Regions from separate parts of the Homo sapiens genome. Here region 1 is linked to region 2. A link is an interaction called in ENCODE POLR2A ChIA-PET data of the cell type or tissue named here. Cell type or tissue: CD4-positive, alpha-beta T cell. All regions are shown on one strand. Each heading gives the region's core, and the rest is flanking DNA. Links, peaks and the distances in the headings are about the cores only.

Region 1 (5,556 bases), core at 1,462-3,961, 1.2 Mb before region 2:
TTCTGCCTCGCCCCTTCTCCTTCTTCCCTTCCCTGATTCTCCCCTGCCCCTGCCCTCACATCCACCTCTATCCACACCAAACCTCTTGTTAATCAGCCAGTACCATTCTTAGTGATGCAGAATCTCCTGTTATGGATTGAATGTTTGGGTTCCGCTAAAAGTCATATGTTGAAGCCCTAACCCCTAGTGTGATGGTATTTCACATGGAGCCTTTGGGAGGCCATTTGGTTGAGATGAGATCATGAGGATTAAATTCTCATGATGGGATTAATGTCCTTATAAGAAGAGAAAGAGATGGGAACTCACTCCCTCTCTGCCATGTGGGAACACAGCAAGAAGGTGGCTGTAGAAGGAGGCTATCTGCAAGCCAGGAAGAGAGCCCTTGCCAAAATCCAACCATGTTGGCACCCTGATCTCAGATTTCCACTCTTCAGAGCTGTGAGAAATACATGTCTATTATCTAAGCCACTGCATTCATGGCCTTTTGTTATGGCAGCTGAGCTGATTAAGACACCCTCAAACTTCCTGCAAGAACAAAACCCTTAACTCCAAAATGGAGGAAAATGTACCTTTGATAAAATTTTCCTGAGCCACAAAGATTAGCAATATGTGTCTCCTTTAATTAATTAAACCAGACTATCTAAAACTCACATATCCCAGAACACCAGGATCTCTGTAAATTTACGATCTGAGAGGTCGAGACCCTCACCCACACAGACTGCCTAGGCACAGGGTACCAATATTTCTCAAAATGCTGCTCCTTGACCACCTTTATCAGAAATTACTCAGAGTGCCTGCTATAAAAATCAGACATCTGTTACTGTATACCTGTATACTGTATACCTGTTACATTTAAAGTGATTGTCAGGATCCTAGAAGTCTGTATTTTACCAAGCTCCAAAAGGGCATTCTTATGAGCAGTAGTATATGAAAACCACTGACAGATATACTGGTCACTACCACCCCCACTGAAACCACCTTTGCAAAATTATGATAGTAAGAGAAATCTGACATAGCTGACTCCATCTTGCTTCTAATCTCTGGGCTGTCCTTATTCATTCCTGCGCATAGGCCAAGCTAACTTTGGAAGGAATTTAGTTTATGGTTTACCTTAAAGCAAGGATGACAATAGCTGTTCCCAAAACTATCCCCTTCTTTTTGGGAACAGAAACTGCCTGTGTAAAACTAAAGGAAGGCCACAAGATGGCCTGAACTCTGCTAAAAGTGGGCATAGTGAAACAATAACCAGCCATTGCAAGAAGTCACAATATTTGTAACTTCCCTAATTGCCCCTATAGATAACATCACTAGAGTATTACCTAAGATGGGTCTTTTGATTTTTTTTTTCAGACCTTTGCATTCTGGTGACCAGCTGACTCTACCTGGACTGGTGACTCATGACTCAACCGGTCCTGAGGCCTCCACCCAGAAGCTGACTCAGTGCAAGAGGACCATTTTCCACACCTCTATGATTTCATCCCCAACCAATCAGCATTTTCCATTCCCTCTCCCTCTTCCTGCCAAACTATCTTTGAAAAACCCTAGCCTCTGACCTTTTAGGGAAGCTGTTCTGAGTAATAGACTCCCATCCTTCTGGTTTGGCTAGGTCTGCATTTATTAAGCTCTTTCTCCACTGCAATAGCACTGTCTCAGTGAATAGGCTCTATCTGTACAGCAGGCAAGAAGAACTCATTGGGCAATTACACTATCCCTTCCTGAATATCCTGCTACAAACTGGGACTCAGATAGCCATAGAGAACTTTCTCTAAATCTTTGCACTGAAAACCTGGTCTGTGCAGTGCAGCACTGCATCACTAGGGACCTTGTTAGAAATGTAGAATTTCAGGCCCTAGCCCAGACCTCCTGCCTCACAGTGCATTTTTCCATTAGAGTTTGAAAGCAGTGCTCTTCTCCTGGGAACCTAGGCTGCCTCCAAGAGTCTAGTGAACACTTTCAGGCTCTGCCAAGATGTTCCTACTGTCAGGATTTCAAAATCGAGTTAAAACTGAGAGAAAAACCAAGGTGAGTGTAGAGTGATTCCCTTTGGTGCCTGCTTTCAAACGAGAAGCTAACAATGAACAGTTAGAAAGGAAAGTAATGTTTTCATGGTCAGGGTGACAAGCCTTGTCTTTAAACCTCTTAGATGCCCGTTTTACCCTCATGGTAGAGACTGCAAGTTGTCCCCTTCTAACCAAACTCCTCTGCTTTCTTCATAATAGAATCCCTTGTATTTCACTAGTGCTTAATGTCCAAAATAGAGACCACATTACTAGTCTTCCCTGAAAGTAGGATATCTATGTGTAAGTTTTAGCCAACACTATAAAAGCAAAGGTGCTTCTTGCAACTTCTAGGAAGTGTCCTTGTAAGAATAGAATATGGCTGGGCGTGGTGGCTCACACCTATAATCCCAGCACTTTAGGTGGCCAAAACAGGCAGATTGCTTGAGCTCAGGAGTTCAAGACCAGCCTAGGCAACATGTCGAAACCCATCGCTACTAAAAATACGAAAATTAGCCAGGCATGGTGGCACATGCCTGTAGTCCCAGCTACTCAGGAGGCTGAGGTGGGAGGTCACCTGAGCCCAGGAGAGGTCAAGACTGCAGTGAGTCGTGATTATGGCACGGCACTCCAGCCTGGGTAACAGAGCAAGGCCCTGTCTCAAAAAAAAAAAAAATGAAATATACCTTTCTTTCCTCCTTGCTAGAATGTAGACATGATGGCTGGAGCTCAAGCAACCACCTTGGACCATGAGGTAGAGAAGCCACAAGGTGAAAGAGTGGCTCCTGACAATGTCATGAACAGGATACTTTCCTCTGAACTTCTTCAATTTCTATTTTGTTTATGCCATTTTATTTGGGGTTTGCCTTCATTCTCAGCTAAACCAATCCCTAACTGATATGTATCCTTTTTATACCATAACACAATTCAGGCAACATCAGCTGCGTGATGCTTGTGTCCTCAAAAAGACTGAGCATCTTGACCAAAAGAAAGAGTTCCATCATTCCGGGAGATTTAGTATAATTCTAGGTGGCTGTGTCTCCCACAAAGTAGTAAATGAAAAGGCACGCAGGAAAGGGGTAAGGAGCAGATTTTAAAGATCTGGCCAGGCACGGTGTTCATGCCTGTAATCCCAGCACTTTGGGAGCCTGAGGCGGGTGGATCACCTGAGGTCAGGAGTTCAAGACCAGCCTGGGCAACATGGTGAAACACCATCTCTACTCAAAATACAAAAAATTAGCTGGGCATGGTGGTGCATGCCTGTAATCCCAGCTACTTGGGAGGCTGAGGCAGGAAAATCACTTGAACCTGGGAGGCGGAGGTTGCAGTGAGCCAAGATTGCACCATTGCACTCCAGCCTGGGCAACAAGAGCGAAACTCTGCCTCAAAAAAAAAGATCTACCCTATTCTTCTACATAGTACACAGGGCCATGTTTAGCCTTTCTGTTGCCATAGATACTCCAGAAAGAACTTCATTAACCCTCTTGAAGCTCTTACCAAGATTTATTTCTGCTTGCAGCTGGGAATTCTAACCTATTTCCTCTTATTGCAATTCAGACAAGTCTCTCTTCATCATCTTCAAGTGGAAAAAGAAGTATAGGAATTGTCTGCTACAAACAACATTTCAATATAAAATCCTCTGTTCATCCATTACGCAAACTCTTATTTCAGGCCATACTATGTGCAAGTCACTGTGGTAGGCTTGGGGTAGAGTGACATCTTTCTGAAAGCTGTTTTTGATTATTGTTTTTGCCTCTAAAAGCCGAAGCCCTGACTCCAGGCAACAGGCCAATTATTCCAAAGCCAGGGTTTGGACCTGAACCTTAAAAACATTACTCAGGGATTAGACCTTCTGTAAATCAGAAAAATGTGATTGTTGGGTTTAGGGTTTTGGGATACATAATTACATCTCTTCTGTTGCCCCTCAAACTCCTAAATGACTTCATGAAACTCTTATAAATTACCCTTCTTTAATAATGCAAGACAAATTCTCCAAATGGATCTATTCATATTCTCTCTCTCTCTCTCCCTCACCCCCCACCCCACTCTCTCTCCTCCCAAGATAAGGATACACAGTAAAGAACTTAGTGCATTTCCTGGCTCATTGTAGATCTTCAATAAATTGTACCCTAATCCGACTTCCTTCAGTTTTATGCTTTATATTCTGTATTCTCTCTTGCACCTTACCATTTAAGAAATATTTTTAAGAGTAGGAATTATTACTCTTTTGTTACTTTTTGTAATTTTTTGTTACTTTTTCTATTTGATTTCCTAATATTACTGCAAATTACCAATTATACACATTGATCTTCAGGAGGTTTGTCCAGAAAGCACCATAATTCAAAATACAAGGCAATCCTTATATGATGAACATTTATCATTGCTATACGTTCCTATGGTTACATTTGAATGTGGACGTGCCTCTTCTGAAACTGTTGCAAGAAATCACTTCAACTAAGTCAGACCATGAAGCCATGAATATCTACACCAGAAGCAACTGGAAGGCTGGCCAGCTTCCCTAGGGTTGTGGTTTGGGTTAAAAGGGAGAAATCCAACTGACACCCTGTTAATGGGGTGTGAAACTGGGATGCTTGTGCTAACCAGGAGTCAACCTCCTTCCCAGACGCAAGCAAATGGAGCTGCCTTTTACACAGCTTGCCTCACCAATTCCCTGGCAGCTAATGAAATATTTTTATTTAAAAGAGCTTTTACAGAGCCAATAGATGTGGTTGCTGTCAAGCATCCACAGGATAATAGGAAATAGCAGTAACTAAGTGGGGTACCCTGCGTTCAGCGAATCCAAAATTATTCCCCAGGGCCAGGCCCACCTCCTGCTTTCTGGGTGGACTGGCTTGGAGTAGATCAGCTCTTACACCTGAAACTTGACCCCCCTACTTTTCAGCCTGGGACAGCTAGGCACATAAGCTACTAACAAAAGAAGTCTCCATTAAAATCCTGAAGGTAGAATTTCAGTGCATGTCCCCATAACTAAAAGGAACAACTGGGGTGATTTTCTGAAGGCAACCCTTTGTATAAACAATTTAGACACACTTAACAGCACGTTCACTTATGAGAAATTCTCTTACTCGTTCCCTTTTTACAGTTCTGAAGTTACATGCATAAAAAGAAACAGAGCTTTTTCCATTCATCTGGTTTGATGTATTAATTTTTTCTTATTCATTCTCACAACATCCTGTTGGGCCTACGCTGCTAAGAAAGTCTCTTACATATTTGGGGTGTGTGGGGAGGGGGCAGGACACTGGAAAGGGAGGATGTAGAGAAGCTTGTGATGAATTTTAACAGGAAATGTCTTTAACAAATGAAACCTCTCTTCCCTTGCCTAGTTCTGAAATGCCTCTGGCTTGAAAATTCCCCATATGCTCGTTATTTATGTACACCACGCAAAGTCTAAACAAAGAGCTCCATTCTTGATCCCCCTACACAGCCTGGAGCAGCTAGGAAATTTTCCACCAGAGAGATATAGGGGGATCCGGAGCAGAACCACACCAAGGGTCACTGTACAAACCGTTACTGGCAAAAGCCAAATATAAGTCCGTAG
Region 2 (5,556 bases), core at 1,720-4,219:
GGCTTGGCAGCCTCTGGAGTCCAGGCCAACTAAAAGCTTGGTCCAAAGGGGCTAACCATGAAGGCAGTCCAGATTCTAAGCCAGGGATATTAGGCACGTTTCTTTCTCTAGTTAGCCCCAGACCCTCAACCCTCAAACATTCACATGGAATAGACTCTAGATGTTCCTTTTGTCTCCATTCTAGTCTAACATGTCTGGCTCCAACCGATGAGCCAGGATCATCTTCTCACATCACAAAACCTCCCAGCTTTTTAGGAGGGATAAGCGGCTGCAACACAGAGGCTAAAGCACTGGCCTCTGCTTTATATGGTCACCATCACAAGACAAGCAATGCAAACACATCCCAGTGTTCAAGAGAAGGAAGGAGATTGGAGTTCCTGCCAAGAAGAAACCACCATAGAACATATTCCTTAGACATATGTTAGCAAATAAGCAACTAGTCTTAAATCGCCCACTAGACTCCTTTGAAGGTCACCTAGAATGTCTACAGTTAGGATATTGAGATCTTATTGTTGTTGTTGTTGTTTTATCAATCTGCCCGTAGCAAAATTATTACACATTAACTCGACTTTCTTCTTGGCAAGTCTTCTTATGAGTCAGGCTTCCCCAACTCTCCCCACTCATGACAGGTAAAGAGAAAACGACTAGGACTCAGTTCCCAATCATTTTCAGAATACATGAAGGCAATGTTATGGATTACTCATGAACAAAAACAAATAAATACAACAAAAACAAACTCACAATCATCATCTGGCAGCTCAGTGTAGAATTCTAGAGCTCCTTAAGAATAGGATATGTACAATACTGTTTCTTTCCCTATTTAATAACATTTCTACCCAATGTAAACCTACTCTCGATTCTTCCTAAGGACCCACCTGGACCACAGTCCCATTTCTTCTTGTCTAGTGTCTCCTGGTCTCTGTGACTTTCCCTACCTCCCAGGCCTAAGCATATTTTTGGCTGACACACAGTCTAGATTGTTAAGAAGGGAATTCTGTCACCAGGAGGCAAGTGATCCAGGGCCTTGACTTACAAACTAGTGTTTTCTAAGGCTCCCTGAAATTCTCCTGAGGGTGCACCATGGAAACCTTACTAGGAGAAACTCTTAAAGTACCCAAAGATTAACTGTAAAGGAGGTCTCAGTTGGTGAGGCACACGTCACTGGTACTGATGTAGGTCTAAACAGTTTTCACTTTAGTTCCTCCAGTATGAACATGCAGGATCAAATTAATAGACCATTCTTTTTAATCACAGACAGAATAGTATAGTGGTGAAGTCCAATGCCTCCACAGTCAATCCTGGATCTGCTCATTCTCAGCCGTGACAGAGGGCAAATTTCTTAATCCCTTATGCCTTCATTGTCTCCTGTACAATATGAGGACAATAATAGTACCAACCTTGTGGGATTGTTGTTCATGAGTTAGTACATGAAATGGCTTAGAAAGGTGCCAGGCCCAGACGATCACACAGTAAATACAGTTGTCACCATTCTTCCTGGGAGGATCTTCTTACAAAGAAAAGTAAAATACAAACAATGGTGCTATAAGTGAGATTCAGGTATAGAGACAAAGGAATTGTTTGGAGAATTTAGGACAAAAGGAAAAGAGTAAAGGTATGGAGTCTGTCTTTACTTATCCAGAGAGGCTGTCAACAGTACCCCAGCTACCAAGAGACCTGCTGCCTGGGACTGGCTGGCAGGATCCCAGAAGCAGCAGCCTCTATTTCAGTTTACCACTTCCAGAATGACTCCACCCCAGGGGCGAGGGAGGCGAAAGGAAGAGAGTACGAGTGTGGGGTTTTGTTTTCTCCATCTGCACTTAATGCTTCTTCTTCTACCAAGAGGGGAAACTATGAACAGGGTGTTTTGGCCTTTGAACCACCTTGACAGCTTGAATTCCTTTACTCTTCCAGGAAATTGTAAACAAAAAAGAATTGTTGTGCTGACACTCTTTTTGCTTCTATTTTCCTTATTGAATGGCTACTGCTTTTAAAGAAAAGTGTCTCTTGACTATCTAAAATGTATTTCAGACTCCTTCGATGTATGTCTAACTAGCATGAAGTGAAACAAACATAGAAAAGTTGATAAAGGCATGAAAGCTTAGGTGTGCTCACCTAAACTTTAGGTGACTTCTAAGTCACCTAAGTAAGCTTTAGCTGACTTCTAAGGACAGGCATGCCATAGAATATAAACAATGGGTCAAAGTTATTTAAAATCATTGTTAGACAAAGGAAAGATGGATGGAGGAAGAAGACGCAAAAGGGAAGATGATAGGAAGAGAAAGAAAAAGTTTGTAGCCAGAGATTGCTTTATGGATATGTAACCAGTGCAGCCACAGAGGGTCTGGTACTCAGATGGGACCCTGTGCTTAAGGCATAATGTTCTGTAGTCCCCATCTGGAAATTCTCACTTTATCTTTTAATTGTTTTTGTAAACGAAGTCTGATACAAGACTGTAGCCTCTGCTCAGACAGTTCTGCTTCCCAGGCTCCCTGGGACAAATTCTCAGCCCCCTGCTCCTTGGCCCTACCCCGAAACAAGCTTTTTAAGTGCATCACTGCGCCACCAATCAGTACTCATCATAGTCACTTCTTTAACATTAAGATGAACTCTGTCAGTTTCTTGGTGGTCAGCCTCTACAGCAAATGGGGACACAAATGATCAGACCTAATGAGCAAGTTGTTGTCTAGGTGGCCCACCGATCACTCTAGCTCTGACGTCAGTCCATTGCACCTGTATTTAATTTCAATCCATCCTTCGTTCACTAGTTATGGAAGACAATTTAGCTCCTGTGGGAGACAAAAATCTCTGCAGTGACTTGAGACAAGTGGACACTTGTTGGAGAGCTTAGATAGAGTGTATTTTTATTCTTTTTTTTCCATTTCCTTTTCTCTTTTCATCTTTTTTCTTTCTTTCTTTCTTTCCTTTTTTTCCTTTGTATTTTTATCTTAACATGCCTAGACAGAGAAGAACACTGGATTGTACATAATGGGCTTTCTTTGACTCTCTTTTCCAGAGTGGAAATAGGATTCTGTGCTCCATCATTCTGAGCCATCACCAGGGGCCGTCCATAATCAACTATGATGATGAGAGTGGGAAGACATGTGTACATATCGCAGCGGCAGCGGGCTTCAGCGATATTATTCATGAGCTGGCAAGAGTCCCTGAGTGTAACCTGCAGGCTCTGGATGTGGATGACAGGTATCCATGGTAACCAGAAAGTGCTGGGAAACTAGTCATTTCCCCCTAACTGAATCTTAAAATAAAGGAGATGTTTAAGGAGGTGTCCTATACAGCTATATCCCTATTGCCAGTAATACACATGGGCTTGTGACAATAAAAATTGCTCTATTTTAGTGAGAGGAGAAAAAATTATTGTTATGGAGAGGAAGACTGCGACTGTACAGTGTTGTCAGATTTTCCACTTTTTGCTAAATGTTCTCTGTGTTCTCAGAAGACGTTCTGTATTTCAGCTTCCTGCTATGTGCCCTCTTTGTTCCTAAAGGTAGGTTTTGGTTGTTTTTTTTTTCTTCATTCTTGGATTATGTTATAAAGTCCACAAGTTCTTTTATCCAGAGAAGAACATAATAGAGACTTTGTATTCTGGACTATTGGGCTTTTAGAACTGCAAGGAACTGTATCAGGTTGTTGTTGTTTTCGATCATCAAAGATGTATTGTCTGAAAAAGGAAGCTAGGTCCAAAAAGGTAAAAAGACTTCTGTCAGAGCTAGTTAGATACTAAATGAAGATTTGTACACCTGTCTTTCAAACTTGTAGCTTTTCATCTATAATGCCCTGCTTATCTAAACTGTTTTGGTTAGGCACTGAGTCAATGGAAATGTAAGAAAAATATAACAACAAACAAGACTATCAAAAATAAGTATAGACTTGAGCACTCTGGTTTCTTTATCCTCTTGTATTGAAGTGCAAAATTAGCCCCTTACTTGTAATTATTTTATTTTATTTTATTTTATTTTATCTATTTTTTTGAGATGGAGTCTCGCTTTGATGCCCAGGCTGGAGTGCAGTGGTGCAACCTCAGCCCACTGCAACCTCCACCTCCCAGGTCCAAGCGATTCCCTTGCCTCAACCTCCCAAGTAGCTGGAACTACAGGCTCCTGCCACCATGCCCAGCTTACTTTTGTATTTTTATTAGAGACAGGGTTTCACCATGTTGGCCAGGCTGGTCTTGAACTCCTGGCCTCAGGTGACCCGCCCGCCTCGGCCTCTCAAAGTGCTGGGATTACGTGCGTGAGCCACCGTGCCCAGCCTACTTATCATAATTTTAGATGCCCCAAGAAAGCACCTCCTACTCCCAGATACCTGAAATTCTTTTTTTAAAAATTATTTTATAAAATATGGAATACTTCACAAATTTGTGTGTCATCCCTGCGCAGGGGCCACGCTAATCTTCTCTATTAATACCTGAAATTCTTTTAACTCAGGGAAAAAATGGGGAGTTCTACATAGGTCTCAGAAGTTGGAGATGGTTAAATGACTTTAAGTAAAATTAAAGTATAAATCATTGAAAGTAGACATTTTCCAGCCAGTGTGGTGGCTCACACTTATAATCCCAGCACTTTGAGAGGCCGAGATGGGTGGATCACTTGAGGTCAGGAGTTTGAGACCAGCCTGGCCAACATGGCGAAACCCATCTTTACTGAAAATACAAAAATTAGCCAGGTGTGGTGGCGGACACCTATAATCCCAGCTACTCAGGAGGCTGAGGCAGGAGAATCGCTTGAACCCAAGAGGCAGAGGTTGCAGTGAGCCAAGATCGCGCCATTGCACTCCAGCCTGGGTTACTAAGCAAGCAAGACTCTGTCTGAAAAAAAAAAAGAAAAAAGAAAAAAGTAAGTGTTTTCCTAAGAGCAGATGTTGATCCTAAGCAAGTAAGAAAGTAGAAGAACATAAGCTACATTAGGAAAAAAGTGAATTAACCATTTTTTAAAAAAAGAACAAATTTCAGAAAGGCAGGCTGAGGGAAAGTTCATCTACTTCAAAACACTCCTAGAACCAGCTTTGAACAGAATAGTTCCCATTTTGCAATACCACCCACTTAGCAAAGAAAATCCAATTCTCTAGGCCTCATGGTGGAAAGTAAAACTAAGGGGAAAAAAGAAAGTACAAAGATAAGGAGAGTTCAAAAGGAAGTAAAATATCCAGAAGAGTCCTTTCCAATCCAGTACTCAATTCAGAGGCCTCATGTACTGATCAAATCCTAGCCTCCATTTTTTTCCACGTTTTCTGCAGCAAAACATGAAATTCTGCCTTCATGCTGAAGCTATAAGCTTCTGTTAATAGTTGAATTTTTCAGGGCCAGGCACAGTGGCTCACATCTATAATCCCAGCACTTTGGGAGGCTGAGGCAGGTAGATCACAAGGTCAGGAGTTCAAGACCAACCTGGCCAACATGGTGAAACCCTGTCTCTACTAAAAATACAAAAATTAGCCGGGCGTGGTGGCGCACGCCTGTAATCCTAGCTACTCCGGAGGCTGAGGCAGGAGAATTGCTTGAACCTGAGAGGCAGAGGTTGCAGTGAGCTGAGATTGTGCCAC

Evidence for each region. Peaks named below come from ENCODE experiments on the same cell type or tissue, not always from the same donor. Only the 100,000 strongest peaks of a DNase experiment are listed, where the experiment ranks them.
Region 1: POLR2A ChIA-PET joins it to region 2 with 5 read pairs; 2 of 35 experiments call an interaction of 5 or more read pairs at or near these places.

Annotation. Positions count from the first base shown.
Region 1 is chr5:57,324,105-57,329,660 of GRCh38, reverse strand. No RefSeq gene overlaps it. Among named protein-coding and RNA genes, the nearest start is that of RMEL3, 68 kb to the left of the region's middle. RefSeq lists an enhancer at 931-2,130. In CD4-positive, alpha-beta T cell, for the core only: no CTCF peak of the experiment used is centred there; no DNase peak of the experiment used is centred there.
Region 2 is chr5:56,124,564-56,130,119 of GRCh38, reverse strand. It overlaps ANKRD55 (ankyrin repeat domain 55), which reads left to right. Exons shown (of 12, transcript NM_024669.3): 8 at 3,014-3,198. It overlaps LOC101928419 (a long non-coding RNA gene), which reads right to left. Exons shown (of 2, transcript XR_241794.2): 2 at 1-3,689. It also overlaps the pseudogene RNU6-299P. Among named protein-coding and RNA genes, the nearest start is that of ANKRD55, 110 kb to the left of the region's middle. In CD4-positive, alpha-beta T cell, for the core only: no CTCF peak of the experiment used is centred there; no DNase peak of the experiment used is centred there; H3K27ac peaks cover 2,045 bases.